Regions from separate parts of the Homo sapiens genome. Here all the other regions are linked to region 3. Evidence: chromatin contacts called from ENCODE Hi-C or POLR2A ChIA-PET data. All regions are on one chromosome and are shown on one strand. The core of a region is the stretch at or near the end of the contact, and the rest is flanking DNA. Distances in the headings are between cores, read along the strand shown. Region 1 holds the start of CLYBL (citramalyl-CoA lyase). Region 2 holds the start of PCCA-DT (PCCA divergent transcript). Region 3 holds the start of ARGLU1 (arginine and glutamate rich 1).

Region 1 (3,534 bases), core at 806-3,305, 7.0 Mb before region 3:
AGCCACTAAAGGGTTTTAAGAAGGGAAGCGATGCAATGACAATAATAATGAGGAATAGTTAACACTACTGAGAACTTGCTTAGATTTTAAGTGTGCAGTCTCTCTCTATGTATATGTAAACTCAGTCTATCATTATAACAAGCCTATGAGGTGATGAGGTATTTATACCCCCATTTTATAGATGAGGAAACAGAGAGCTTAAGAAACTTGACCAAAGTCACACAGCAAGTCAACTCTGGAACTAGGAGCTGCGTCATGCTTTTAAAAGGTCAGCCAGGTTTTATGGCAAACGGGTGATTGTAGGAGGGAAGAATGGGAGCAAGGAGGCTTTGAAATAATCCAGGTAAAGGATGATGATGTCCAGAATCAGACTTGAGTGAGGTGAGTGCAGCCCCAGCCTGGGATGCAAAATTTAAGGAGAAGTCTCAGTAATTACTGCACTCCAGCCTGGGCGACAGAGCGAGACTCCATCTCAGAAAAAAAAAAAAAAAAAAAGATAAGTAATATTGGCCTGGCATGGTGGCTCATGCCTGTAAGCCCAGCACTTTGGGAGGCTGACGCGGATGGATCACTTGAGGCCACGAGTTCGAGACCAGCCTAGCCAACATGGTGAAACCCTATCTCTACTAAAAATACAAAACAATTAGTTGGAAGTGGTGGCACTTGCCTGTAGTCCCAGCTACTCAGGAGGCTGAGGGGTGAGAATCACTCAAGCCTAGGAGGTGGAGGTTACAGTGTGTGAGCTGAGATCGTGCCACTGCACTACAGCCTGGGCGACAGAGCAAGACTGTCTCAAAAAAAAAAAAAAAGTAATATTCTAAACTAAAAACCAAGATAATGGAAAAATCCCATTATGAACAAAATATCAAAATTTTAATTAAAGACAGGATTGGTGTTACTGAAATTGCCTTTGCCTCAGGCTTCAGTATGGCTGGACCGGGCACTGGCTGGGACTAAGGTGGTGACAAGAAAGTGACCAAATTGGAGTAGACAGGCGAGGCCTGAGGTGGAGCAGGCGTGGGAGCTGGGGGAGGGCACCAAGGGGTTGAGCAGTCTCCCCTGTTGGTATCGAATATAACAATAATTCTTAGGCTCAGCAGAAGTTTAGCATCCATGTTCCCAGTCACCTGGACTTTTCCAAATCTTGGAACCCCCTCTGGCTGAAAAGGCTTTTGTTTGTTTAAACGGCCACTTTTTGCATCCAAGAGCACAAGTCAGCTTCCACTGGAAGGTTCTGAGAAACGGTTTCAGGTTTAAGTCTAGAGCATGAATGGAACGGAGTCACAGCTGAAAAAGAAACATGCCGAGTGCCAAGGAAAAGACATGGTTAAGGGGTAACATGGGCCCGGGTAGGTGAAGGTCGGCAGGTGGAGGCCGGCTGGATCAGGGAAGGTGAAAGAAGAGGCAGGGGCAGGGCCCAGCCTGTTTTAACGCCTCGGCGTTCTCACCGCTGCAGAACGGCTGCAGGGGGCAGAGTAAAGAGCTGCTGTCAGTTTCCCTGCCCAGAGAGTGCCAACAGCTGCTCTGACCTATTGCAGGCATGTGTGTTCCAGGATGCAGCCTTCCTGCACTTTGACCACTCTAGATTAATTGCTAACCAAGATATGCACATGATGGGGCTCACAAAGTATTAGGCGGTATTTTAACAACAAAAGCTGCGAAGAAATCCCTAGAAATGTTGGCTCTTCTGGCTGGGAAAACGCAGTCTGTCAACAGTTGCCTCAAAAACTCAGAAGCTCAGAGAGTTGGATTCGGTCACCAGAGAGGCCCCTCAAAGAGGCCCCAACCATTCAGATCCTCTGCTCTGTCCCCCATGACAGCGGGGACGAAGGTCCTAAGCCCTGGCCGGGAGGGCAGTTGACCTCGGGACTCGCCGCGGGGCGGAGCGGGTGCTGGGAGGAAGGAGGGCGTGGCTGGCGGGGTGTGGCTGGCGGGACGGGGCGGGGCGAAGACAGAGCGAGGCGGGGCCTGGGACGGGGGGGGGGTCGGTGTCGCCGTGGGGGCGTGGAATGTGGGGTGGGCGTGGCTAAAGGCAAAGGGCGGGGCGCGCGCGTCGGGAAGATGGCGCTACGTCTGCTGCGGAGGGCGGCGCGCGGAGCTGCGGCGGCGGCGCTGCTGAGGCTGTGAGTGCAGGTCCCCGTTCCCCGCCTTCCCGGCCCGGCTCGCCGCGGGTCGGCTCCTGTTGCAGCCCCGCGGGCCGGGCGCGGCCTCCCCAAGCCCTCACGGGAACCCAGCCGGACGGAAGCACCATGCGCCTCCCACGCGCTGGCTCGACCTCGTCCAAGGTCGCTGCCGCCCGCGCCTCCCTTTGGGAGGGCCCTCGTTGCACCCGGAAAATGGGTACACACCTTAGGTCGAATTACCTGGACTCAGCCCCAGGAAACAAAACTGCCTGCCTCCCCCAAATGGCAAACGTGAACGCGCCAGTCTTTGAGAGGCGGCTTGCCTGGTGAAGAACACCTGCGGTTCGTTTAACACAGCGGTTCCCAAACGGTTTGGTCTCAGGACCCGTTTACACGTCTAAAAATAATTTGAGGACCCCCCAAAGCTTTTGCTTATATCTATTGATTTTTGTGCATGAGGAATTAAACCAGAAATTTAAAAAATATTCACTTAATAACAAACCCATTAACTTTTAATACAAATAACACTTTAATGCATAACTTCTCAAAAAAAAAGTGAGAAGATTGGCTCATGGTTTTTATATTTTTGAAAATTTCTTTGGTTTAATAAAGGACAGCTGGAGTCTCATATCAGCTGTTTTGAAGGAAATATTTGAAAGAAATTCTGGGCTCATGCAGATGCAGATATTAGTTGGGAAAGGGAGGACCAAGCAGACCCTCTCAACGGGTCTCAGGGACCCCCTCAGGTGTCTTTGGACCACACTTTGAGAACCGCTGGTCTAGCACTTGCCCATCGCCTAGGTACGTGCACATACATGGTCTCATTTGGTTCCCTTGACCACCATGTGAAGAAGTTGGGTGTCATGTTTATAAAGATGAAAAAACAGGGTCAGAAAGGTTAAGGATTCTCAAAGCCCTATGACCAGTAATGAGAGAGTTTGGTTCAAACACTAAGTGTATGGCTCCTGGTCTGGAACTTCTTTATTTATTTATTTTTATTTTTTGAGACAGAGTCTCGGTCTGTCACCTAGGCTGTAGTACAGTGGTGTAATCTCGGCTTACTGCAACCTCCACCTCCTGGGTTCAAGCGATTCTCATGCCTCAGCCTCCTGAGTGGCTGGCATTACAGGTGTGCACCACCACCCCTGGCTAATTTTTGTATTTTTAGTAGAGACAGAGTTTCGCCATGTTGGCCAGGCTGTTCTCGAACTCCTGACCTCAAGGGGGTCCACCCGGATCAGCCTCCCAAAGTGCTGGGATTACAGGCGTGAGCCACCATGGCCGGCCTGGTGGTCTGGAACTTCTTTTTTTTTTTTTTTTTTTTTTTTTCCGAGATGGAGTTTCGCTTTTGTCGCCCAGGCTGGAGTGCAATGGCGCCATCTCAGCTGACTGCAACCTCCGCCTCCCGGAT
Region 2 (3,670 bases), core at 226-2,725, 6.5 Mb before region 3:
AGACAAAAAACAAAAGAAAAAAGAAAAGCAAGTTTCCCAGGTAGAAAATGAATGAAGACTGAGGTACATAAGTGAGAAGTCCTGTAAAATTGATAATCCTTTTCATTTTGTCACAAAAGTCCCTACTTACATTCTAAAATTCCATTAAATGTCACCTTTCTGATATCCCCATTTTATTTCTCTCTCTTTGGGCATTTACCATGCTGTAGTGTACTCTAGGCCATTCCTAGCTTTGTAACTCTCTCAAGGTGACTCTGCAGGAGATGCAAAGTAGTTAAGAGGAGAACCCCCAATACTGATGTGTTTATAGGTGAGGTGGTCTGATGTCTTAGATTTGCTTTAAAATATTCCTGCACAAAATAAAAAGGGGAATAGATGAAACAAGATTGACAAAATGTTGATTCATTGACGCGGTGTAATGGGTATCTGGGTGATCATAGTACAATTTTATCTCTTTTGTATATATTTTAAAATTTCCATAATATAGCAAAACATGAGCCCAGTCCCTCAAGGCAGCCAGATTTGGGTTCAAACCCTAGTTTGACCTTTTACTCGCTGAGTGACTTTACCCTGCTACAGCTTCAGTTTCTCCAAATGGAAATAATATATACTCCATTAAGGTTCTTGTAAACTCTCAAGTAAGAGGGAATCTGAGGCTCTAGCACACGGCCCGGCCCTTAATAGTTGTACTAATTTTTATTTTATTTTTCGAAACGGAGTTTGCTCTGTCACCCAGGCTGGAGTGTAGTGGCATGATCCGGCTCACTGCAACCTCCACCTCCAGGGTTCAAGCAATTCTCCTGCCTCAGCCTCCTCCCGAGTAACTGGGATTACAGGAGTGCGCCACCACGCCCAGCTAATTTTTGTATTTTTTAGTAGAGACGGGGTTTCGGCATGTTGTCCAGGCTGGTCTCCAACTCCTGACCTCAGGTTATCCTCCCGCCTCGGCCTCCCAGAGTGCTGGGATTACAGGCGTGAGCCACTGCGCCTGGCCAGTAGTTGTACTAACAAGGGTTTCTGCTTGCGAGCAACAAAGACTGACTCTAGTTGTGGCTAATTTCTTTCACACACACATATTAAGTGCCAGAGGTAGGACTTGAGCTCGGATCTCTGATTTCCAGACCTAGAACTTTTTATGTGTTATTACAGTCGTTAAAAACCTTACCTGGATTTGTGCTTTGCAATTTACGCTTTCGAACATGCAGGAATGTAGTTTGGGCATTTGTCTGGAACTTCGGATTCTCGGGACTCCAGGGTGGCCAAGGCGCGGAGGTGACTCAATGACATTGACCGGCCTGGATGCACGTGGGTTGCTGAGCCGATGCTGGGAAGGTACGGGGTTTGCCCGGTGCAGGCCGCCGGAACTCACGCACGCCCCTGTCTCTCTCACTCCTGGGGTCGGCTCTGGCCGGTGGCCTCCAGCTCAGCTAGCGGCCGGACGCGCAGCCCGCCGACTAGCCCTCCAGGTCCTAGCGCGACTCCCGGATCCCGGATCCGGCGGATCTGGCCGACCACTCACCCTCCCCTTTCCGCAAGTTAGGGGGCGGGGCATCGGGTTTCTGGCTCGTGATTTGCCGGAGCTCCTGCGCTCCCCTTCTCCACCCCCTCCGGCTGTGTGAGAGGTCAGCAGAGGGGCGGTCTGCGGGGACAACAATGGCGGGGTTCTGGGTCGGGACAGCACCGCTGGTCGCTGCCGGACGGCGTGGGCGGTGGCCGCCGCAGCAGCTGATGCTGAGCGCGGCGCTGCGGACCCTGAAGGTGAGGAGCAACGGGGCCTCGCGGGTCCGGGCTTCACTGGGCTTCTAGCCGTGCCGCCTCTGGGCGGCTGGCGCCGGGAGAGCGCTGGCTGGGTCCGGCTGCCCCCGCGCCCCGGTTCCGCATCAGCTACACCGCTTGCTTTCCTCCCTCCCGGAGTTCGCGTGGCAGCGGGCTCAGGAGGCATCCCTCGTTGCAGCTGTTCCTCGCGGGGATCCTGCGGAGCAGAGAGGCCTAGGGCAGAGGCAGTTGGGTGCCCGCACGCCCTCCGAGGCGGCTGATGGCTTTGGGCAGGCATATTGCTCGAGGTCTGCTTCCAGGGCCCCGCGGCATTGGCTTTGTCTTAAGCTTTCCAGGGTGTCTTTTTAGGTGTCCTTATAGTTTCCGTGTTCTGTTGCCTCTTTCCAGCATTTTTGAAGGGACACTGTGAACTGTTGCTTAAGTAGTGTTAGGGTTGTGAGTTTGTCTTATCTTTTAAAGTATTATACCATGTCAGGACTGCCAATAGATTTTACGTTTCATTTGAAAGCCTGTTTTAATTGTATGACACCCCAGTCTACTGTGTACCAAATGCATCCCGTGAACTTACTTTCCTTTTCGGTATAGTGGTGAGCCTGATTTTGGCACTGTTCTAAACACATTTCATGACTGTTCTGTATACCTAGGCTGTCATGATGGCAGATTGACAAACAGGTTGGAGTGCTTGTGTGTGCTTCTGAGCTCTGTCTCCAGTCAATGTCGAGTCTGTCGTTAATTCTGGGGCACAGACCACCTAACCTACTTTATAAGGTTTGTTGAGGCACTTGAACACATTCTTTAAAATGAAGGTCCCCTGAAAACCATCTGTCAGCTGGTTCAGTGTGCTTGTTAAACTTCCTTTTAAAAAATAATTATTAAAACATTGCCACATAACTTGATTTATAGTCATTTAATTTTAGACGTTGAAGACACTTTAGAGACGACCTGCCCCATCCTACTCTTTAAAGAGGAGGGAACCGAGCCCCAGGTGGGCAGTATGAGAGCTGGAGCTTATCGACATGGAAGTGAGTGGCACCTATGTTTGTTTTGTGTCCAATTCAGCGTGCGGACTTTCACTGTTTTCTGTGTTCCCATACAGTTTAGTGTTCTTTAATCTTTATCATTCTGTTCATCTGTGTTGGCCACTTCAATTGCAGCTGTAAGACTTATGCATTTACATAGGAGGCAAGTTAGTATGGTGTAAAGTGTGGGCTTTGGGGTCAGGCGCATGAGGCTTTGTATATTGGACAGGTCTCTTCCTTGGGCGTCAGCTTCGTCCTTGTAGCTATTTTTTTCAACAAATATTTACTGAATATCTCCTGTCTTCCACTTCTGGGGAATGAATATGGTTTCTGCTTTCTTAGAAATTTTACTCTAGTAGGGAGACTGTAACAAGTGTAAAATGGTATTAGGGGAGATGCCCGGGTGCTATAAGAAAATAAAATAGAGGGATTTGACCAAGCCAAGATTTTGAATTCTGTGTTCTAGATACTGTTCTGTTGCTTTGCTTGAACTAATTTATTCAATCTCACAACAGTCGTATGTCCCCCATTTACAGAAGATGAAAGTGAGGCACTGAGTGTTAATGTGACTTGCTCGAAGCTATAGTGCCAATAAGTGGCAAACAGGATTTAGAACTCCAGAACCTGTGCTCTTAATCATACTATGCTATCTACGGTAAGGGAGTGTTTTCCTTTGGAACTGAAAATTGAGACAAGTTTTGAAGGATGAAGTGACCTTTTCTAACAAACAGAGATGAATGTTATAGGTGAGAGAGCAGTGTATGCAAAGGTCCTGTGGCCAGAGGGAATGACAGGTTAGAAGAACTGAAAAAAGCCTACAGAGGCTCTGATGCAGAGAGTAGATGGTGTTGGGGAAGCTGGCAGGAGTCAGACCA
Region 3 (3,485 bases), core at 788-3,287:
TGCAGACCCAAAAGTTGTATTCTACAAAATCAAGGTTTAATTTGAAACGATTACTTGAACTTTGTTTTCATATGTATCACTGACAGTTCTAAGTACAGGAAAAATGAGTGTTGCATGTGTTTTAAAGGAGTGTTGGAAGCAAAACAGCTCCAGGTACAGCTTCCTCTGTAATATTAGTGCTCCAGTCCTACCTTTTAGTAACTTTGGTTTTAGAAACAAGCTGTGTGTGTGTGCTGGAAAATCTACCTAACACAAACCCAACTACAGAAAACTACAAACCACGCAGTCAATTCAGCACACATATACTCGCCTCGAGAAAATCATAAATTCAGTAACGTTCTTGCTTCATGAGCACTTTCTAAATATTCACTGAAGAACTGACCAAGTACGGCTGGTTCAATAGGGAGTTAGTAGGACTGTTCAAATCTACTTTTCAATGCGGTTTTTGGAAACTGAATACCCAGAGCATCAAAGTACGATGATCATAAAGCAAAACACACAACAAATCCCTAAATTTTAAAACCCAAAAATTCCTTTAGTTTGGGATTATTTATCCACATCTACTTTCATAGCCAGAAATACTTGAGAGCTGACATTTTCGGAAACACACTCTAACTCTAGTTTTCACTAAATATCCTTCATGGGAGCAACGCCAAAATAAAATCAACCCTTCAAGTGTCTTCTGAAGAAGCACAGTGTAAGGGAAACAACAAAACTGCACGTGTTTGCTACAGGAATAGAAAGCAAGTTAAAAAAGCGGTAGGCTTTGGGATGGTGATTACACAGGTGAATTCAAAGGTCAAAAAACTCATCGCACTGTACACTTAAGGTCTATGCTTTTTTTTTTTAACATCTCAAGGAAGGGGTGAGGGTGTAGGCTCAAGGGGAAAAAAGCAATCCCAACACCTTAACAACAGGAATACACTAAAGTGAAAATGCATTTTTCTGGCGGACCACCTAAAGTGTATGATTCCCGAGATTAGTTAAGTCCTGTCCCAAATTTGAGCTTCAATAGAATGCTTCTGGCCAGCTGTGATTCGCATCTCAAAGGTTAATTCCCTTCTCTCTCCTCCTCAAGCCGACCAGCAAACGCTCACCACCCTCCACATCTGCAGGCCGGCTCGCTCCCGGCCTCACAAGCCAACGCAGCTCTCCGACCTCACTCCGAACTCCACCCCTACTTCCGGGACACCACTCCTCTCTCGCGCCAAAATCGCCTTCTCTTAAACCCTTTCTGCTCAAGCCCTCGAATTTTCCATCCCGAACAACTTCTGGGTCTGTCCCACCCCAAGCTTTCCAAACGCCAAGCCTGCCCGCCCCGCCGCCGCCTCTCCGACCCGTTCCCGCGCCCGGTCCCCAGCCCCGGACCGTCCCCGCCATTCTCCCGGCCCGCACCGTCCCGCCCCGGCCCCACGCCCTCGCCCCGCGCCCTGCTCTCCGCACGCCCCGGTCCCTCCCCGCGCGGGCACTCACATTTTTCGCTGCCGCTCGAACTCCGCTTTCTTCTCCTCCTCCTCTCGCTTCTGCTTCTCGTCCAGGCTGCTGCGCTTGCTCACCGTGCGCCCGAAGATGTCGATGCGGTCGGGCGGGGACGAGGCGCGCTCCCGGTCCCGCTCGCGCCGGGACACGGCCGTGTTGGTGGAGCGCGAACGGGACCGCGACTCCCGCCGCCGGTTCCGTTTACTTTCCCGAGATTTGGAACGCTTCCGCACGCGCTCCTTGTCCCGGGATCGCGACCGGGACCGGCTGCGCTTCTTGTTGTGCTTGCTGCTCTTGGTGTGCTTGGAGCGGGACGAGCTCCGGCTCCGAGACCGGCCCATCCTTCCGGGAGACGCTCTAACCGCTCGCCTCAGGCCCCTCACGCGGCCAGTTCCCCTCGCCTCCGCCTTCGGACGCGGGCTGGCGGTTCTACCGAGGCCGGAGGAAAGAAAGGTGTCGGCCAACGGACTTTATGCCTTTTCCCGGCGTCTACAGCTGCCACGAAGGCCGCCTCCAACGAGAAACCCGTAGCGCCAGGCGCCCCTAAGATGGCAGCTGCGGCTGCACCGGCCGCCCTTCCCACAATGCCCTGCGCGAAACGTGCCGAAGCGTGGGCCCCGCCTCCTGACGATTTTTGCCGAAGGCAGGCGAGCGCTTCGGAGCGGACTCGTTTTTTTCCGCCAGTCTTGGCGGAAGCCTGAGACGCAATAGATGGAGACTCTCCTTTTCGCCTTGGCGTACTCTTTTTTTTTTTTTCCTCCCTGGTAAGATGCCAACGCCTGTTGAATGAATTAAGCACGTTTTAGTGGGATTTAAGTCCGGCCTCGCAGAAGTTGATTGATTGCATTATTTTCTAGGAGCTGGTCTTGTGGGGCAGCCCTAAAATGTATCTCCAAGTGACCCTGCACTCATCACTTGCTGCCTTGGACTTAGTTTCCTCATTCGTAGAATGGAGACACCACACTTTCTGAAGTGCTTATGAGACTTGCAGGAGGTAAGTAGGCAGCAGGTTTTGATGAATGTAACCTAATGCTTACTATAGGGCTTAATGTGCCTTCTAAATGCTTTAATGTATTAACAAGTGCTTAATTCTTACAATTCTGAATTAAGTACTACTATTATCCACGTTTCAGAGATGAGGACCCTGAGGTCCACAGAGGTTAAATAAGGGTCACACAACCAGTAGGTGACAGAGCAGGGACGTGAACCTAGATCATATTGTGCAAAGCCCTTGCACATAACCAGCAAGCCCTCCTCAACCCTAGCCACGAAAAGCTTCGTCCCTATGTGGCACAACAAACTGTGTCATTGTTAAGACCTAAAAGGAAAAGGCAATGTTAATATTTGCAGATGACAGGAACCCTTGAAAATCTAGGTGCCTCAATTTTAAAATTGAGTGCAATAATAAAGCTTAAGTAAGTAGAAGAAAAATTAGAATTATTTGAATAAGCAAAAACATATTAAAAATGAAATAATATTTCCTCCACAATGGCAACAGAAACCATAAAATACTTAGGGATAAACTTTAACAAGTTACACAATCTTTATTATAAACCTTTACTGAAAAGGCAGTAATAAGGCCCTAGTAAATGTAAAACATGCTGTATTCTTAGGTGAGTAGTCAGTATCAAAAATACTGTCAATTCTTCCCAAGTCAAATTACAAAATTAGTGCAATTCTCATGAGAGTCCCAAATTCTCTTGGGGATATGTGTTTTAGAACTAATTAATTTTAAGTTTTATATGGAAGATCACATAATTAATTATCAAGAAAACTTGGAAACAAAGAAGAGTAGTGTATTAGTCTGTGTTGACTGCTGTAACAAAATATCATAAACTAGGCAGCTTATGAACAACAAATTTATTTCTCACAGTTCTGAAAGTTGGAAATCCAGGATCCAGGTGCTAGCCAATCTGGTCGCTGGTGAGGACCCAGAGATTCACAGATGACTCACAGAAGGCACCTACTCACAGTGCCCTCACATGATAGAAGGGGAAAGCTAGCTC

The links. A loop is a pair of places that touch in the nucleus more often than their neighbours do. ChIA-PET counts read pairs that join two places held with the same protein, here RNA polymerase II (POLR2A). Pooled maps may share reads with other maps.
Region 1: a map of CD8-positive, alpha-beta T cell shows a loop between it and region 3 (9-fold over the local background). The contact joins the promoter of CLYBL here to the promoter of ARGLU1 in region 3. A Hi-C loop is called at or near these places in 2 of 168 maps with a recorded cell type or tissue (CD8-positive, alpha-beta T cell and naive thymus-derived CD4-positive, alpha-beta T cell), 1 of 37 single-sample maps with no recorded cell type and 9 of 50 pooled maps. POLR2A ChIA-PET finds 5 or more read pairs at or near these places in 1 of 52 experiments (activated T-cell).
Region 2: a loop to region 3 is called in a map with no recorded cell type, with 6 times the contacts of the local background. The contact joins the promoter of PCCA-DT here to the promoter of ARGLU1 in region 3. A Hi-C loop is called at or near these places in 1 of 168 maps with a recorded cell type or tissue (breast epithelium), 1 of 37 single-sample maps with no recorded cell type and 6 of 50 pooled maps. POLR2A ChIA-PET finds 5 or more read pairs at or near these places in 1 of 52 experiments (SK-N-SH).

What each region holds. Positions count from the first base shown.
Region 1 is chr13:99,604,635-99,608,168 of GRCh38, forward strand. CLYBL (citramalyl-CoA lyase) reads left to right here and starts at 2,056. Exons shown (of 9, transcript NM_206808.5): 1 at 2,056-2,123. The coding sequence starts at 2,062. LOC105370332 (a long non-coding RNA gene) reads right to left here and starts at 1,215. Exons shown (of 3, transcript XR_931674.3): 1 at 1,128-1,215. RefSeq lists enhancers at 919-1,898, 1,821-2,115 and a silencer at 1,837-2,396.
Region 2 is chr13:100,087,468-100,091,137 of GRCh38, forward strand. PCCA-DT (PCCA divergent transcript) reads right to left here and starts at 1,476. Exons shown (of 2, transcript NR_132422.1): 1 at 1,166-1,476. It overlaps PCCA (propionyl-CoA carboxylase subunit alpha), which reads left to right and starts at 1,626. Exons shown (of 24, transcript NM_000282.4): 1 at 1,626-1,758. The coding sequence starts at 1,654. RefSeq lists enhancers at 1,156-1,205, 1,236-1,495 and a silencer at 1,776-1,955.
Region 3 is chr13:106,566,100-106,569,584 of GRCh38, forward strand. ARGLU1 (arginine and glutamate rich 1) reads right to left here and starts at 2,038. Exons shown (of 4, transcript NM_018011.4): 1 at 1,474-2,038. The coding sequence starts at 1,820. RefSeq lists a silencer at 1,200-1,499 and enhancers at 1,394-2,304, 1,980-2,099, 2,110-2,179.